Regions from separate parts of the Homo sapiens genome. Here region 2 is linked to region 1. A link is a contact called in ENCODE Hi-C or POLR2A ChIA-PET data. All regions are on one chromosome and are shown on one strand. Each heading gives the region's core, a stretch centred on a gene start or an enhancer-like site at or near the end of the contact. The rest is flanking DNA. Distances are from core to core; before and after follow the strand shown.

The links. Hi-C counts contacts between places; a loop is a spot of excess contacts on that map. ChIA-PET counts read pairs that join two places held with the same protein, here RNA polymerase II (POLR2A). Pooled maps may share reads with other maps.
Region 2: a pooled map shows a loop between it and region 1 (6-fold over the local background). The contact joins two enhancer-like sites. A Hi-C loop is called at or near these places in 1 of 168 maps with a recorded cell type or tissue (GM12878), 14 of 37 single-sample maps with no recorded cell type and 10 of 50 pooled maps. POLR2A ChIA-PET finds 5 or more read pairs at or near these places in 1 of 52 experiments (AG04450).

What each region holds. Positions count from the first base shown.
Region 1 is chr10:30,782,543-30,790,215 of GRCh38, forward strand. No RefSeq gene overlaps it. Among named protein-coding and RNA genes, the nearest start is that of LINC02644, 63 kb to the left of the region's middle. RefSeq lists an enhancer at 604-1,104 and a silencer at 2,591-2,900. Within about 2 kb of position 2,614, at least 32 of the 41 ENCODE cell types and tissues checked have a DNase peak (open chromatin) inside an H3K27ac peak, as active enhancers do.
Region 2 is chr10:31,097,340-31,105,012 of GRCh38, forward strand. All of the region lies in intron 1 of LOC105376481 (a long non-coding RNA gene), which reads left to right. Among named protein-coding and RNA genes, the nearest start is that of ZNF438, 69 kb to the left of the region's middle. RefSeq lists enhancers at 3,998-4,057, 7,653-7,673. Within about 2 kb of position 3,897, at least 3 of the 41 ENCODE cell types and tissues checked have a DNase peak (open chromatin) inside an H3K27ac peak, as active enhancers do.

The sequences.
Region 1 (7,673 bases), core at 1,364-3,863:
AAAATCCTCCCATTTTCCAGATGGCCAAGCCAGGGGGACCCAGAGGAGCCAGGCAGAGAGAGGGTGTGCCCTAGTGACTCACTGGGAACCACCCTGAAACCCAAACAGCTGGCCAGGGGTTGCAGCTTATAATAATTACGTTTTTGATCATTTCCCCCCTGCAGAGACCAATAAACTCCACATTTCCAGAGAAAGAGAGAGGAGAAAAAATAAGGGCTGCTGAGCAGGAGGGAGGGAAGCCTGACAAGGAGAAGATCGTTCTGGAAATGTACCAAATCATTGCGCGGGGCATGAAGGTACTGCTCTCCACAACTTCCTTAATGCTCAGCTAGTGGCCAAGCTAAGGAAGCTCAAAGTAGCACCATGCAGACTCAAATAGTTCATCAATTAGGTAATAAGCAACAGAAGGTAAGTGCAGTTTCCTGGGAGGAAACCAGGGCCTCAGACAGACACCAGAGCCCCTGCAGAAATGAACAGAGTTTCTTTCATTCCGCTCACAGGCCCGACTGAGATTTCATCTGCACACCCCAATTGGGGGGCAGCAGGAGAGGCCAGGGTGGGCTGCCCTGTGTCGTGGAGGGGAGGTTTGCCTGCGGACCCCTCAGAAGCTGAGAAAAATCCCCAGGTGGCGTTTTCACAGCACCAATGACCTGCATGGTCAAAAGATGTGGTAGCCAGGTGGCTGCTGGCTGTCCCTGCAAATATTTGGTTTCAGAGAATGAGTCGGATTACACAGTTTCATATTTGGAGGCTGAGAGAGCTGCGGCCGTAAGCCTCCATCCTGGCTTGTCTGCAGCAGCCAGTAGACAGCCCATAAAAACACGGGGCTTATGTTCACACAGATGGCTGTTGGTTTTATCGACTTGGGGAGAGGAGCAGAAGATGGTCACGGTGCAGCTGCCTGAGACTCTGTCAAATGGGTCTCAACTGCTGGGGACACAGTGACCATCGAGGGCCACCTGGGTCCTAGAGGCCCCATGAGGTCTGGACATTCTCAGAAGGCTCCCTCCACACCCCTGAAATGTGTACAGGACTCTGTCACTACCCACCTCCCAGAGCCACCACCCTACCTCCTCCCAGTCCCACCAAATGAATGACTAGGGCCCGGGCTTGAAGGATGGCCACAGCGCTGGTTCCTGTCCCTCTGGGTCTCAGGCTGGGCCTCCTTCCTTTCTCTAGGAGCCCACTCAATCCTTGGGAAACAATAATACACTGTTTCACCCTAAAATCGGTGCCTAAATTTTATCTCTTCAAGGGTATCTTCTGTTTAATTGGGAGCTAAGCCTTGAATCAAAGAAACGGATCCGTCATTGCAGAATGTCTTACTTAGTAGATGGCATGAAGGGAGAGCGTCTGGTGCCCTGTGTGTTAACCTCATTGCAGGGAGGAGAAGAAAGTGGGCAGAGACCATCCCAGCCCCACTAAATCCACGCTACCGCCCGGGAGGATCCCAGAAAAGGCAGGGGAAGGGGCTTGGAGAGGGAGGCTGGCCACACGGTGGTGCTATTGCCCACGGCGGTCTAGTTGGCCTCCGAACTGGGGGTGGAGGGTGGGAAGTGGTTAGAACCATCCCCAGCAAAGAGAGAAGAGAGTGCTGACTTCAACTCAGTGGCAACCAGGGGGCATAGATGAAAAAAACAAATTGCAAATTCTTCCACCTCGGCCTCAATCTCTGTGATAAAACCCTGCGGTTCTCTGATGATTTCTGGGGTGATGGGGTGGGGCTGGGTTAAGAAGAGACTTATACTGTGATTCCTGGGTTGGGGGACGGCGCTACGACTCTAAGGTTTTAAGCAGTGATCCCAGCAGGTTAACTGGGGCAGTAAGTGCTGTCTTTCTCGGGGAGGGAGGGAGTTCAGCTCCAAAGGCGGCCTGGTTCGCAGGCTCCTTTCCCTAAGATCCTTTAGAAATCGTTCCCATCCCAGAAAGGAAGCTGGGGCGCAGCTGTGAGCGCCCCCCTCTCCCCCCGCCTGCCCCCACCCCCTCTGAGCTCCCCGCTTTGCTCTGAAAAAAACCAAAAGCATCTCTCGATGCTGGGGTTTCTTCACATAAAGTGATTACCACGTGTCAGAAATAAACTGCAGTCCCCTTTGGAGAACAGTGAGGTTGGATCAAAAAGGAGAACTATTTCAAAACATGCTGCCAGCTCGTCTTTTCAAAAATTTTTCTTTTTTTTTTTTTTTTTTGGATGTGGGGAGGAGGATTTCAAAAACAAAAAAAAGTAAGTCAGTATCTTCTCACAACTGCAGCTGATTTCCTGTGTAAACGAAAACCATGTGATATTCCATAAATGCTTCCAGCTCTAAATTACAGGAAATGAAAACCATCATGGAAAAGGAAAGCTTTCAGAATAAATCCCCACTTCGGATCCCGCCGCGGCGAAGCTGCGCTGGGCCGCCCGCACACACCTGCGGGTCCCCGAGCTCGCCCGGGCGCCCCCGCCACCGTCCCCAGAGCGCGCAGGGAGCGGGGCGCGCGATCACACCCTCCGCGCTGCGCCCGACCACTCGGGCTTTCAATTAGGAGCCAAGCTGAGAAAAGTAGGCTTTTCTTTATGCACGCCTCGCCGAGGTCAGGTTACGACCTCTCAACCGTCTTCAATCGGCGGTGGCATCCATATTCATGAAGGCTAATTAACTCTGAAAGGCTCGGCGGGGCTGGCCCTCCCCGGGCCGCCCAGCGCCGCCCCCCGCGGTGCAGGGGTGGGTGAGTGGGGGCCCCGAGCCCAGTACCCTCTCCTCCCTCCCCCGACAACCCGCCAGGCATCTTCCCAGGGCCGCCCGGCCTCCGCAGCTGCTCCTGGGCCGGACTCCCGAGCACGCACTTGTGCGCGGGGACACGGGGTCCCAGGGCGCGGGGACCAGTCAGGCGAGGAGAATTAGCTGCGTCATTTGTCGCCATCCTAGCAACTCGAGCTTACTTCTCCCGATAGCTCCCTCCTGGCCGCTGCTCCCAGGGGCCGAATGTGGGAAAGGGATGCTAATTCCAAGTGAGAGTTCATGCTTGGGGTTTCAGGCAGCCTTGCAGATGGGCGGCCCTGGGACCTAGGTTATAGCCCCAAGCCAATGGACTGTGGGGGCGCGCGGGGAAGTCACTCCACCTCTCTGGGCTCTTTGCGTTTGCTCTGAGATGACAAGAGGCTGTTAGGCTGGAGAAACTCCTTTCCACTTAGTGAAACGTCCCAAGAGGTCTCTCCTGCGGCCTTATTTCCCCAGCTCTGCATGAGAATTTTTAGGTTTCCCAGTTCTGCAGGAGCCAGCAGGTTCTGAGGTTCCCAAGGGGTGGCAACTTGTAGGGTAACCTTTTCTACTTCTTCCTGTATCCATCAAGGTCCTTACATTTTAGATTTTACAAACGGACTTGAACTAGTTTAAGCAAACTAGAAAATTCTGTTTTGTGGATAGAGACTTTGCTCATGGACCCATGGGCCTGAGATACCTCCAGGCTCAGAAAGTTCTTCCTCCTTCTTTCACCTTTTCTTCTATATTCCTGCTGCTTTGTTTTTATTGGCCGACTGACTGCCTCAAGGCCTGTTTCTCAGTCCACATAGGACAGAAGATGGTCCTGCCACTGTTTATCAGTTTACATCTGCTCTATTCAACAGGGGAGTCCAGCCTGAAACTGCATCTCCAGAATTCAGGCACAAAATTCAGTTTACATCTGCTCTATTCAACAGGGGAGCCCAGCCTGAAACTGCATCTCCAGAATTCAGGCACAAAATATGGGGCTGGCCCAGCTTAGATCACATGCCCAGCTCTGGTCCAGCCAATTGAGAGCAGAGGGCCAGCCACATGGTACTCACTGCCACCATGGGACTGCCCTGTGGGTAGGGGATGAATCAGGGGTGAGCTGGCCAGAAATGGCTAAGAGCATCTTCTGCATGAACTCAAGCCTGATTTCAAGTGGGTGCAAGGTAATTTCTTTCAGAGACAGATAGCTCTCTGGGCTCCTGACCCAGAGTTGGCTTCACCTTTTTTATTTCTTTTGTTTCTTTTCAGAGATGGGCTCTCACTCTGTCGCCCAGGCTGGAGTGCAGTAGTGCAATCCACAGCCTCAAACTCCTGGGCTCAAGGGATCCTGCAGCCTCAGCCTGCAGAGTAGCTGGGACTACAGATGCGTGCCACCACATTCAGCTATTTTTTATTTTCATTTTTTGTGGAGATGAGGTCTTACATTGTTGCCAGGCTGGAGTGCAGTAATGTGATCAGAGCTCACTGCAGCCTCAAACTTCTGAGCTCAAGTGATTCTCCAGCCTCAGCCTCCTGAGTAGCTGGGGCTACAGTTGGGCACTAACCACACATGGCTAATTTAAAACAATTCTTTTAGCAGTGGGGTCTCGCTGTGTTGTCCAGGCTGGTCTTGAATGCCTGTCCTCAAGCGATCCTCCCACCTTGGCCTCCCAAAATGCTGGGATTACAAGTGTAAGCCACCACACCTGACCATGGCTTCACCTAATAAGAAAGAGGAGGGGACAGAATTCCCAGTGCAGAATTCAGGGGCACCAGGAAGAACATACCTGACCTCCCTGTACTTCTTAGCAGGGAGCCAGGGATGAAGTCAGAGGCCCACCATGACCAGAGAAGCAGACAGAGAGCCCACTCTCCATCAGAGACACTTCTGTGGCTGGGCCTGCCTATGGTGATGGGATTGCCACACTAGGGCTCCTGCTGGGTCCCCTCCATCCTGCACTAAGATGAGAGGTCTAAGGCAAGCCCTGTGCCGCCCATTCTGGGGGAACCATGGCCTACCTGCAGATGCAACTACCAAATCAACACATTAGACCGAGTCGGGAAGTGAAATACTCAGAGTTCTTAATCCTAAAAAAAGGAAATCTGCTTTAGCTAGTCCATCAGAAAACGGATTTCAGTGTACTAGTCAAGATGCGCTAACCCTACAACAACTGCAAACTCAGAGTGGCTTAAGACAATAAGAGGTTTATTCCTTGTTCATGTCGCCATGCAGGCTAGTGATCCAAGAGCCCAGGCTCCTGTCTTCTCATGGCTCCAGGGCTCTTGTCATCTCCCAGCGGATCCTCTGCGCCTTGCTAGGCGATAAGAGTGTGGGTGATTGTGAGAGGCTTTAGGGACCAGGCATGGATGTCTGTCGCTTCTCTCCACGCTCCATTAGTTGGGACTCAGTCGTGTGGCCACGCCTAAGGGCAAGGAAGGCTGGGAAAGGCAGTTCAGCTCTGTGTGTGCCTGACAACGGGGACAAAATGGGACTGGTGAGCCCTGAGCCATTCTCTTGGGAGATCAGAGCAAGCTCACAGAGTCATGGGCAGCCAGGAGTCAGAGTTGAAGCTAAACGTCCGGGAGCGATCCCTAAATCCCGCCACAGAACTTGCTGAGGAAACAGCAGTGGTTTCTGCCACTCATAAGCACAAAATGCCACAAATCTGCTTCATCACAAATGCCACATCTGCTAGATCTAATGGGACATGACCTTGCACTGTCTGGGAAACAGCATAAAAGCCAATGTCTCTGCCGTGGCTCAAAACAGAAAATTAATGCACCAGGCAGATTCCCTCCTGCACCTTTTTTCCCTTCAGGTTATTAATTTCCAAATTGAAGTCTTGCACAGGAGCATATGAAAGATAGACTTAGGTCACAAGACTTCTTCTTTCCTGCAAGGGATCCTGGGATTTTGAGTTCTCACTTTTACTCTGGGAAGGTGGGACTCATATTGTGAGCTTGTCCTGTAGTCAGGTAATAGATGGCATCTATGAGCAAGACAAATGTCCCCCATTGGAGGTGAGCAAAGAGGGAGGCCCCTGGCTATTGCAGCTCTGGCTGGGCCTAGGTAAAATGGTGTTGAGGATGAGTTATAAACTATGTCCAAGCTTGCACAAGCAAAAGGCCAAGTGGCAGAAACATAGGTCCTTGGAGTCAGGAGGAAAAGTCAAAGGTTATCAGTCCAGTTCCCAACTTCACACAGGCATCCTGTCTACCAAAAGTGCCCTATGATGGGTCAGCCCCACTGAAACATTCACCGGGATGGGTGACTCAGCACTGCCTTACAAGGCAGCCTCGTGGATCACTTTTTGTTCTTAGGAGTTTCTTTTTTTAGGTGAAGCAGAAACCTGGCTTTCTAGAACCTCTACCTCTGGCCTGAGTTCTGTCCTGGGAAGCCACACAGAACGAATCTGCTTTTCATGTGTATGACAATTTTAATGTTCCACTCTTCTGTGGTTTTTCTCATCTTCTTGAGGCTGAACATCCCTTCTTCTCTACACTCTGTTCCTCACATGGTGATCTCTTAAGAGAGACCCATGGGCAGAGGGTAGAGGGACAGATCCCCAAATGGCAGTGCTGTAAATTTCACCACTCCCTGAAACAGTCTCAGAGGGGTGCATACACATCCCAATGTGATTGATGGGAAAATGGAGAAATCAAAGCAAGAGAAGAAATCCAGGGTCCAGATCAAGACTTGGAACCACTGTCCTCGAGTTTCTGCGGACGCCACTCCCATGAGATCTGTCCTCCCTGGGCCCATTTAATGCACCACCTATCCCTGTGCTGGGTCCCAAGCCTGGGGAGCTTCACATTGACACCTTCAACAGTTACTGCAAACAGTTACAGATGCTTCAGGTGGGACAGAGGTAAACAAGTCCTCTTGTAAGAGCCTCTAAGTTGTTGCTCTGAAGGTGAGTGTGGTGACAGTGGGGAAAGGGTTGTTTACCCTGAATTTTTCTGTTAGAAAAAAGAAGGAAATTTATGTCTCTTCATGAAATCCTACCTGTCATCTCTGCTGTGCTCAGCCTAACGGGTCCCCATGACAAAGGAAGGGAGCTCTTATCAAAGGAATCACTGGCGATTGTGTAGAGACGGTCTGGAAATGATGGCTATAATAGATATCCATTGTGGCCAAGTTCAAATGTGGATATTTCACAGGATGGCCCGACCATCTAGACCTTGGACTTAAATCATTGTTCATTCCAGAAGTCCTGGATCCTTTGCTGTTTCCAACTCTCTTAACTCACTGTTTTCACAATTATGAAGGAAATAGAAGTTTATTGTAAATATCTGGAAAATATATATGTGTATAAAGAAAAAAACTAAAATGGCCAGGACCAACCACTGCTAACAATTTAGTGCCTCTGGTCTGGGTTTTTACATGTATTTGTGTATAGTCATGTTAATGTCATGCTGTGTATACAATTTTGCAGACTTTTTCTCATTTAATGTTGGGTTGTGAGCATTTTGCCATATGGATTCTTAGAGAATATGGTTTAAGACTGGATCACATCCATTCTTTCATGTGCTTATTCTTCAGTCAGGGAATATGGTGTGCCAGGCACTGTTGTAGGTTTCAGGGACATTTTGGGGGACACAATAGTAAACAAGACAGCCAGCGCCCTAGCCCTCATGGGACTTATAATCTGGAGAGAGGGGCGGAAGTGGAGAAGCAGTCATGACAAGGGGGATGAGTGGGGCGGAACACGAAGAGTGTCACACCAGCGTGTAGCAGAGTCAGAAGTGGGTGCGCGGGTGGCTTCTCAGAGGAAAGCATGCTGAAGCAGAGCCCTGAGGGATAAATGCAGAAAGCGGTCTGACTCCTGACAGAGGAGGTAGAAACAAGACTTGGATGTGAGGGGGGAACACTGGATGACTTCAAGGTTTCTTTCTTTCTTTTTTTTTTTTTTTTTTTGAGACGGAGTTTCGCTCTTGTCGCCC
Region 2 (7,673 bases), core at 2,647-5,146, 320 kb after region 1:
CTCCTCTTGCTCTAATTAATTGTGATGATGAGCTGGAATGAGAGCTACCTGAAGTGAAATGTTGGCTCTGTCTCTCGGCATCTAATGTCTGATATAATCACAATATATAGTATAATGGCTAATGAAACACTGAGCAAAATGTATTACACTAAAAGATATAAGCATGCATTTAAAGTAAGTGTCTGGGATTCATTTTGCTGAATTCCAGTTCTAAACTCAGCATTAAAAGTACGCGTGGTTTTATTTTATTTATTTCGTTCCAGGTAATGGCTGCATTAGCAAGACATGGATACTTTTATTTGTACAAATCTGTTGCTCTTGGGTGAAAATACTTTATTATTTTCAATTGTTTCTCTCAAACTTACCTTGTCATTGGGATGCATAATTTTTGCAGAGTTAATTCTTATCAGCTCAATTTTACAGCAGGGGTTTTTGAGGCATTATAAACTCGCTCTCCCCAACTCTGGAGTTCATTCTGAATTAAATAAATCTTTGTCTACCTTTTCTATTAAAATATTCTCGGGTTGGTACAGGTAAGACCATCAGAGTGATTGCTGACATCTGGAATGTTGTTGTTCTTTTCATTTACCCTAAGTTTTTCAGCACGTTCAGACAGTAATATTTCCCAGCTGGTAAGAGACCCAGCTTCTGAAAGAGGAAAACGCAAGAAACACAGCCTAGCTCCCCAGCTGCATGTTATTACGTTATTCCCAATTCAGAGGAAATGAACAATCATTTAGTCTTGACAGATACATCTAGAAACTCACTGTCTTCCTTTTCAACCTGAAAATAAAAAACCAGGGTCCACAGAAGTTAAGCATTTGTCTTAAAGTAAGTTTCATGCCTTTCTGCCAGTGGTATGGGGATCTCTTGTGAAAGCTTTTGAAAACTCCCTGGGAAAATGCTGCCAACAGGCTTAGAAACCTGGGAGAAAACAAAACAAAAACATAATCCAAAATACTTTCTGCTCATGAAGATATGTAACTTAGTCGTCCCTTGTGAGCTGGTGAAGGTTAGACATATGTGATGGCATTTGGGGTGTAACCCAAAGGGCCTTTTAAGCAGACTATTCGACTTAACACAAAAGCAAAGTTGTCAGCAGTGAATTCCCTTCCAAATCAGCTTCGGAATGAACTAAAAGCAATGCTAGGGAGGCTTTTTTCTTATCCCCATTATCCTGATGGATTTGTCCCTCCATTGAAAATATTTCCATTTTCTAATGATCGCCATTCTAACTGGCGTGAGATGGTAACTCATTGTGGTTTTGATTTGCTTTTCTCTAATGACCAGTGATGATGAGCTTTTTTTATATGTTTGTTAGCCACATACATGTCTTCTTTTGAGAAGTGTCTGTTCATATCCTTCACCCACTTTTTGATGGGATTGTTTTTTTCTTGTAAATTTGTTTAAGTTCCTTGTAGGTTCTGGATATTAGACTTTTGTCCGATGGATAGATTGCAAAAATTTTCTCCCATTCTGTAGGTTGCCTGTTGACTCTGATGGTAGTTTCTTTTGCTGTGCAGAAGCTCTTTAGTTTAATTAGATCCCATTTGTCAATTCTGGCTTTTGTTGCAATTGCTTTTGGTATTTTAGTCATGAAGTCTTTGCCCATGCTTATGTCCTGAATGGTATGGTACATGTATACCTATGCAACAAACATGCACATTCAGCACATGTATCCCAGAACTTAAAGTAAAATAAAAAAAAGAAAATATTTCCATTTTCTGAACATAGTTTTCCAAAGTAGAAATGCAATCAATACAAAGTAATACTCCCATTTGCCTTTCAATTTACAATTCACAAACCACTTCCAGGGACATAACTCTACTTATTCCTCACCGCTGTCCCATAACAGAGGCTGAACTCCATTTCACCAGTGACGAAATTGGGACAGGACGTGGGGAGGCCACTCAGACCGCCTGGAGTCTCAGTTCATAAGTGGGAACGCCCGGACAGACAGACAGCTGCGTCTCCTGACTCCCGGGCCAGTGCTGTTTAGTCTATCTAGCTGAGGATTTTAAAACATTTACTTCCGCTTAACTCACTTTGTCCCCTATTATGGTCCGTGTGTGTGTCAGTCAGTCTTTATCTCTGGACCTGAATCAAAGCTACCCCTTCTCCCACCTCCTCCTGTTTCAGAGGGGAAAAAATTAAAGCCTAAATATTGAACACATGTGCTTCTCATCTGGGCAGCTTAGCAGGATGGGGGAAATCCTCATTGTTGTTGGTCCTGCCTCCCGATGTCTCAGTGTGCCCTTACACCTGGTGCCCCACTACTACCACAGTCTGAGCCCACCGCACTCAAAGTCAACCTTCCATGGCGTGCCTTCACTCCCATCTTCTTAGCTTCTCAGTGTCTCAGTGGCTCGCTTTACTGGCCTGTGAAAAATCAACTTGGGTTTCCATTTAGGATAGATTAGAAGGTGTGCAGGGAGAGACTAGTAGACACCTTTGCGTAAAGACCTGACATCTTCCGCCGTCTCTCCGACTGCACTGCTGTGGGCAGCCGTGACTCATGGTGAGGTCATGCATTCCCAGGCGAAGTTTATAGGTAACCAGGAGGCTGAGCGATTTGCAGGTGCTCTCCATGCTGATCATTCTAACTCTAACTCACCTCCACGTTGCACTGGCATCTTTTGAAGTAGAACTTCATGGGGTGAACAGGAAGACTACAACATTTTTATTATAGTTGGCTTCCTTTGCTGAATTAGCGTTTATACTTTCCCAGTAGAAATCCCCAAATTGAAAATATAGAGGTGTCAGCTAGCACCACTTTAGTTAAGGTTGTGTCAACATTTCCTATAAACCTTGTTTTTCTAGGGTTTATAACTAGACCATAAAAATTTGCTCAGCTCTGAAACTTGGCACAGTAAGTAAACCTGGGAGTGAATTTTGCAGAAATTGAGGAGGGAAAAATAAGTTCAGCTGTTTTTAACATGTGCCTCTGCTAAAATGGAAATGATTTTAAGATTCATTTTCTTTTTGTGTGACTCAAATGGAGATTCAGCTTAAAAAAATAGTGAACTCAAGCAATTATTTCATTGATACATGCTAATTGCACTTGTTAATTTTTAGAGAAAATGTTAATGATTGACATATTTGACTCAAAGCCATTGACTGTGCATCCACAGGTACCAGTTTTTGCAAAGCAGTTAGTTAGCTGTGCATAACAATGTGATTTGGCAAATAATCTGCCCACATTTTAGTGCCGTAAACTAATGCTTTGAAGGAATCCTTCTGATAAAAGGTTAACAGGCTGCTTCAAAATACTAAGTCACTCAGGATCACAACCCTCTGTTCATCTTGGTCTAATCTGCAGCTCACATTTAACAGACGATTCCCAAAAGCAGCTCCTGTGATGTTTGTATGAAAGAAATGCCCAATCTCTCTGACCGTCTACCTTTTCTGGAGGATGTGGTAGGTGCTGCACAGCCCAGCAGCTCACCTATTCCTTTTGTACCACTGGCAAGATATTGGGATGTTGGGTGCAATTAGTCAACATGGATGCTTGTAACGCCCTGGCCGGCGTTTGCCAGTCTCGGGCCATGAACTCCGGGATGATGGCAGGCACCAGTGACAGGAGCATTATGGAAGAGAAGAAAAAAGTGCTGGACTTGAATGGATTTTGCCAACAACCTTGGGCGAGTCAGTCCACCTATCTGGGGACAATGATACTCTGCTAACCTAATAGGGTTATTGAGAGAATCAACTGAAGTCATTATGCATATCAAAGCACTTTCTAAACTGTAAGGTGCCATCCAAATGAAAGGTGGTGGTACCTGGCTCAGCATCGGCTTTTCTTTGTAGACACCTACTGAGTGTTGTTAGTAAGGTCATGGTAGCAACGTGTACCCCTTCAGCTGACTCAAGGGGAAAGGCCCTGGGCTTCCCAGCACTTCAAGCCACAACCGTGTGACTCAACCCAGCTTTGTTTTTTCTAACTGCAGTTTCCTGCTTCCACTTCTCTGCTTACCTCTTGCTGGTCACTGACCACTTTTGGAATGAAGAATGTGCTGGACTCTTGGTGGCTCATTTCCCATGGACATGAACACAGCCCCAGAGGCCACCTTGGTTGTTTGATGTCACCGTTCTGCCCCTGCTCCCAGCTGTCCCCATCCTGCAACACATCAGGTCCTTTTGCTAGTTGCAGGGTTTCAGTTTTGGGTGCCTTTAGGTTTTCTCTGAGATTGTTTCCCGCTACACCCCAGGGCTTCTTTCCTTGTTTCCTTATGTTGCACATCTTGGGCATAAGTGAGCTGGATTTATTATGAGAAATTTTCTGGCAGGAATCTCTCTCTCTTTTTTTTTGACAGTCTTGCTCTGTCACCCAGGCTGGAGTGCAGTAGCACAATCTCAGCCATTGCAGCCTCCTCCTCCCAGGTTCAAGCGATTCTCCTGCCTTAGCCTCAGCCTCCCAAGTAGCTGGGATTACAGGCATGTGCCACCACGCCCGGCCAATTTTTGTATTTTTAGTAGAGATGGGGTTTCACCATGTTGGCCAGGCTGGTCTCAAACTCCTAACTTCAGGTGATCCGCCCACCTCGGCCTTTCAAAGTGTTGGGATTACAGGCGTGAGCCACTGTGCCTGGCCAGCAGGAATATCTCTGAAAAGCCATCAGTGCCGTCAGTCCTGAGCAGGCGTAGCTTCGTGGGCATGTGACCTATGCAGTCACACATGCCCTGGGCTCGGGAGGGCCCTGCACTTGGTTTAATGCCCTGCTTTTGTCATCTTAAAATTCGCAATCACTTTTAGACAAGGAGCGCCATATTTTCATTTTGCACTGGGCCCTACAGATTATGTAACTGGTTTGGCACCCTGTGCCCTGACTCTTCCTAGAGAGCCCCGAAGACCTTAACCTGGGGTATCCTAGGGTTCCTTGCTGAGTGCTAGGCCCATCTTGAGCAGGATGGGCAAGACTTGAGGTCACCTATCGTGGGCAGTGCAGGGGTTCAGCATGAGCCTTGCTACCCCCGAACCCTGGCTTATGTTTTCCCGCCAGTCCTGAAGCCCTCACTCCACCCCAACCCACCCCATCCCTGCAGCCTATAGGAGTGGCGTTCTGCCTCCGATTTGCTGAAACAACTCTCTGCTGGCTTAGCTGGAGCCAGACTCCCTGTCTACCATTTCCAGCCCCTCTCCCAGAAGCCCAGACACTGATGTGGGCATTTGTAGTTCCCATCAGGGTCTTGTTCCAACATGAATGGAACACTGGATATCTTGGAGCAGCCACAGTCTGGAACTGAGAACCGTCATTTCTGCATCCAGCCTGCTGGAACAAATACCTCCAAGTCAAACGTTTACTCAACCAGTGCTACCTGGCATGGGGGATGTTTCTGTAAGCAAGACAAAGATGTTTCTGTCCCTGGGGAATTCACATTCTAGTGGAAGAAGACAGACAATGAATATAATAAATGAGTAAATTTGGAAGTTAAAAAATGAATGACACTGTGAAAAAATAGGCAACAGGGTGATGGAGACCAGGAGGGCTGGGGGGCATTTTGCCTTAAGAAGAGGAAATATGGCCAGGCGTCATTGTGCTTACCTGTAATCCCAGCACTTTGGGAGGCCGTGCTCAGAAGTTCAAGACCAGCCTCGACAACATAGCAAGACCCCATCTCTACAAAAATTAAAAAAGTACCCAGGGGTGGTGGTGCATGTCTGTAGTCTCAGCTACACGGGAGGCTGAGGCGGGAGAATGGCTTGAGCCCAGGAGTGTGAGGCTGCAGTGAGCTATGATTGCACCACTGCACTCCAGCCTGGGTGATACAGCAAGACCCTGTCTCTTAAAAAAATAAATAAAAATAGAATACAGGGGGAAATATGATCCAAGATGTGAAGGAGTTGAGGACAAGAGACCTGTGTGTTTCCAGGGAAAAAGCATTCTTGACAGAGTGCAGCTAGTGCAGGGCCCTCATGGGAACGAGGCTGGCTGTGGAGGAGCAGGCAGGAGGCAGTAGTAGCAGCAGATGCAAGGAGGCAGCTGGAGATGGGGCCCCAGACACAGGCCGGGGGAAGGTGAAGCCTGCAGGGCCTGAGAGGGACTTGGGCTTTCATGGAGTGAGCCAGGAGCCATCAGATCTATCAGTTTGGAGAAAAGGAGTGACACCATCTGTTTAAAAGGATTCCTGTGGCTGACGTGTGCCCTGGAGAAGCACAAGGGTGGAAGCAGAACCATCAGAAAGCTGCTCAATAACCCGGAGAAAAAGGCTCATTCTTGTGGGGTTACGCCGGAGTTTCTGCTCTGCTTTGAAAGCAGTTATCCAGGCTGTTGACTGCCCCCTTGTCACACTTAGGCGGCCTCTGAGCTGGGTCTCCTCTGGCTCCCGGCCCTATCTCACCTCTTCCTACTTCTTTCTCCCAGCCTCACGGTGTGGATACCTCTGCAGCATTTGCAGCAAAGTCCACCCAAGCAAGAGCACAATGCTAAGGCCAGGCAGGGTGTCTCCTTGACTAGAGATTTTTTTTTGTAAATAAAAACTTAGGCCAGGCCGTGTGAAGGGCTCGTACCTATAATCCCAGCACTTTGGGAGGCCAAGGTGGGAAGACTGCTTGAGGCCAGGAGTTCAATGCCAGCCTGGGGAACATAGGGAGACCCCATTTCTACAAAAAATAAAGTAAAATAAAATTAGCTATACATGGTGGCACATACCTGTAGTCCTAGCTACTTGGGAGGCCAAGGAAGGAGGATAGCTTGAGTCTGGGAGTTAGGGGCTGCAGTGAGCCATGATTGCACCACTGCACTACTCTAGCCTGGGTGACAGAGTGAGACCTTGTCTTTAAAAGAAAAAAGAAAAAAAATCAACACTGTAGAAAGGTTTAGAAAAAAAAGAAAAAGAAAAAAATTAGGCCAGATTTCCACCTGTGGATTGTTTACATCCACAGCTGGGGGAGGGTTCCATGCCTTATGCCTCCTTAAGGCCCCTCCAGGCCTGTAATGCTTTCTCCAGCCCCTCACTCTCCGCTGCGGTATGTGGACTATTTGGCTCCCCGATAAGCACGAGTTCAAATGAGTCCCCGTGGACGTTAACCCAAGTCAGTAAAACACCTTTGCAGGCAGTAAAAGACGTATCCCTCTGAGGTCAGAAAGCTCTCTTGGCAAGAAAGCCAAATGAATGGTTTCTTAAAGGGCAAGAAGAACTCTGCTCTCGATGCCATGCCCCAGCCCACTAGGCACACCTGGCCCACAGGTAGGTTGCAGGTAAGCAGAAAGGCCAGTGTTGTAAAGAAGGCCTGCCTGTCTTCCTTTTGTTCACCTCCAACATCACCTTTTTTTCCTTCCAATATGTCATTGCACTTGTTAATGGAAATGAAACATTTCACACCAACCCAGATTGGGTCTGGGATCAAGTAAGAAACATTGTGGAAGTAGCCAGTCTCAGTGGCTCACGCCTGTAATTCCACTGCTTTGTGAGGCTGAGGCTGGAAGATCACTTGAGGCCAGGAGTTGGAGACACACTGGGTAATATAGTGAGATCCCATTTCTAAAAATGCTGTTTTTTTTTTAATTAGCTGGGCATGGTAGCATGCACCTGTAGTCTGAGCTACTTAAGAGGCTTAAGTGGGAGGATTGCTTGAGCCTTGGAGTTTGAGGTTACAGCGAGCTATGAGTGTACCTCTGCACTCAAGCCTGGGTGACAGAGCGAGACACTGTTTCAAAAAAAAAAAAAAGACA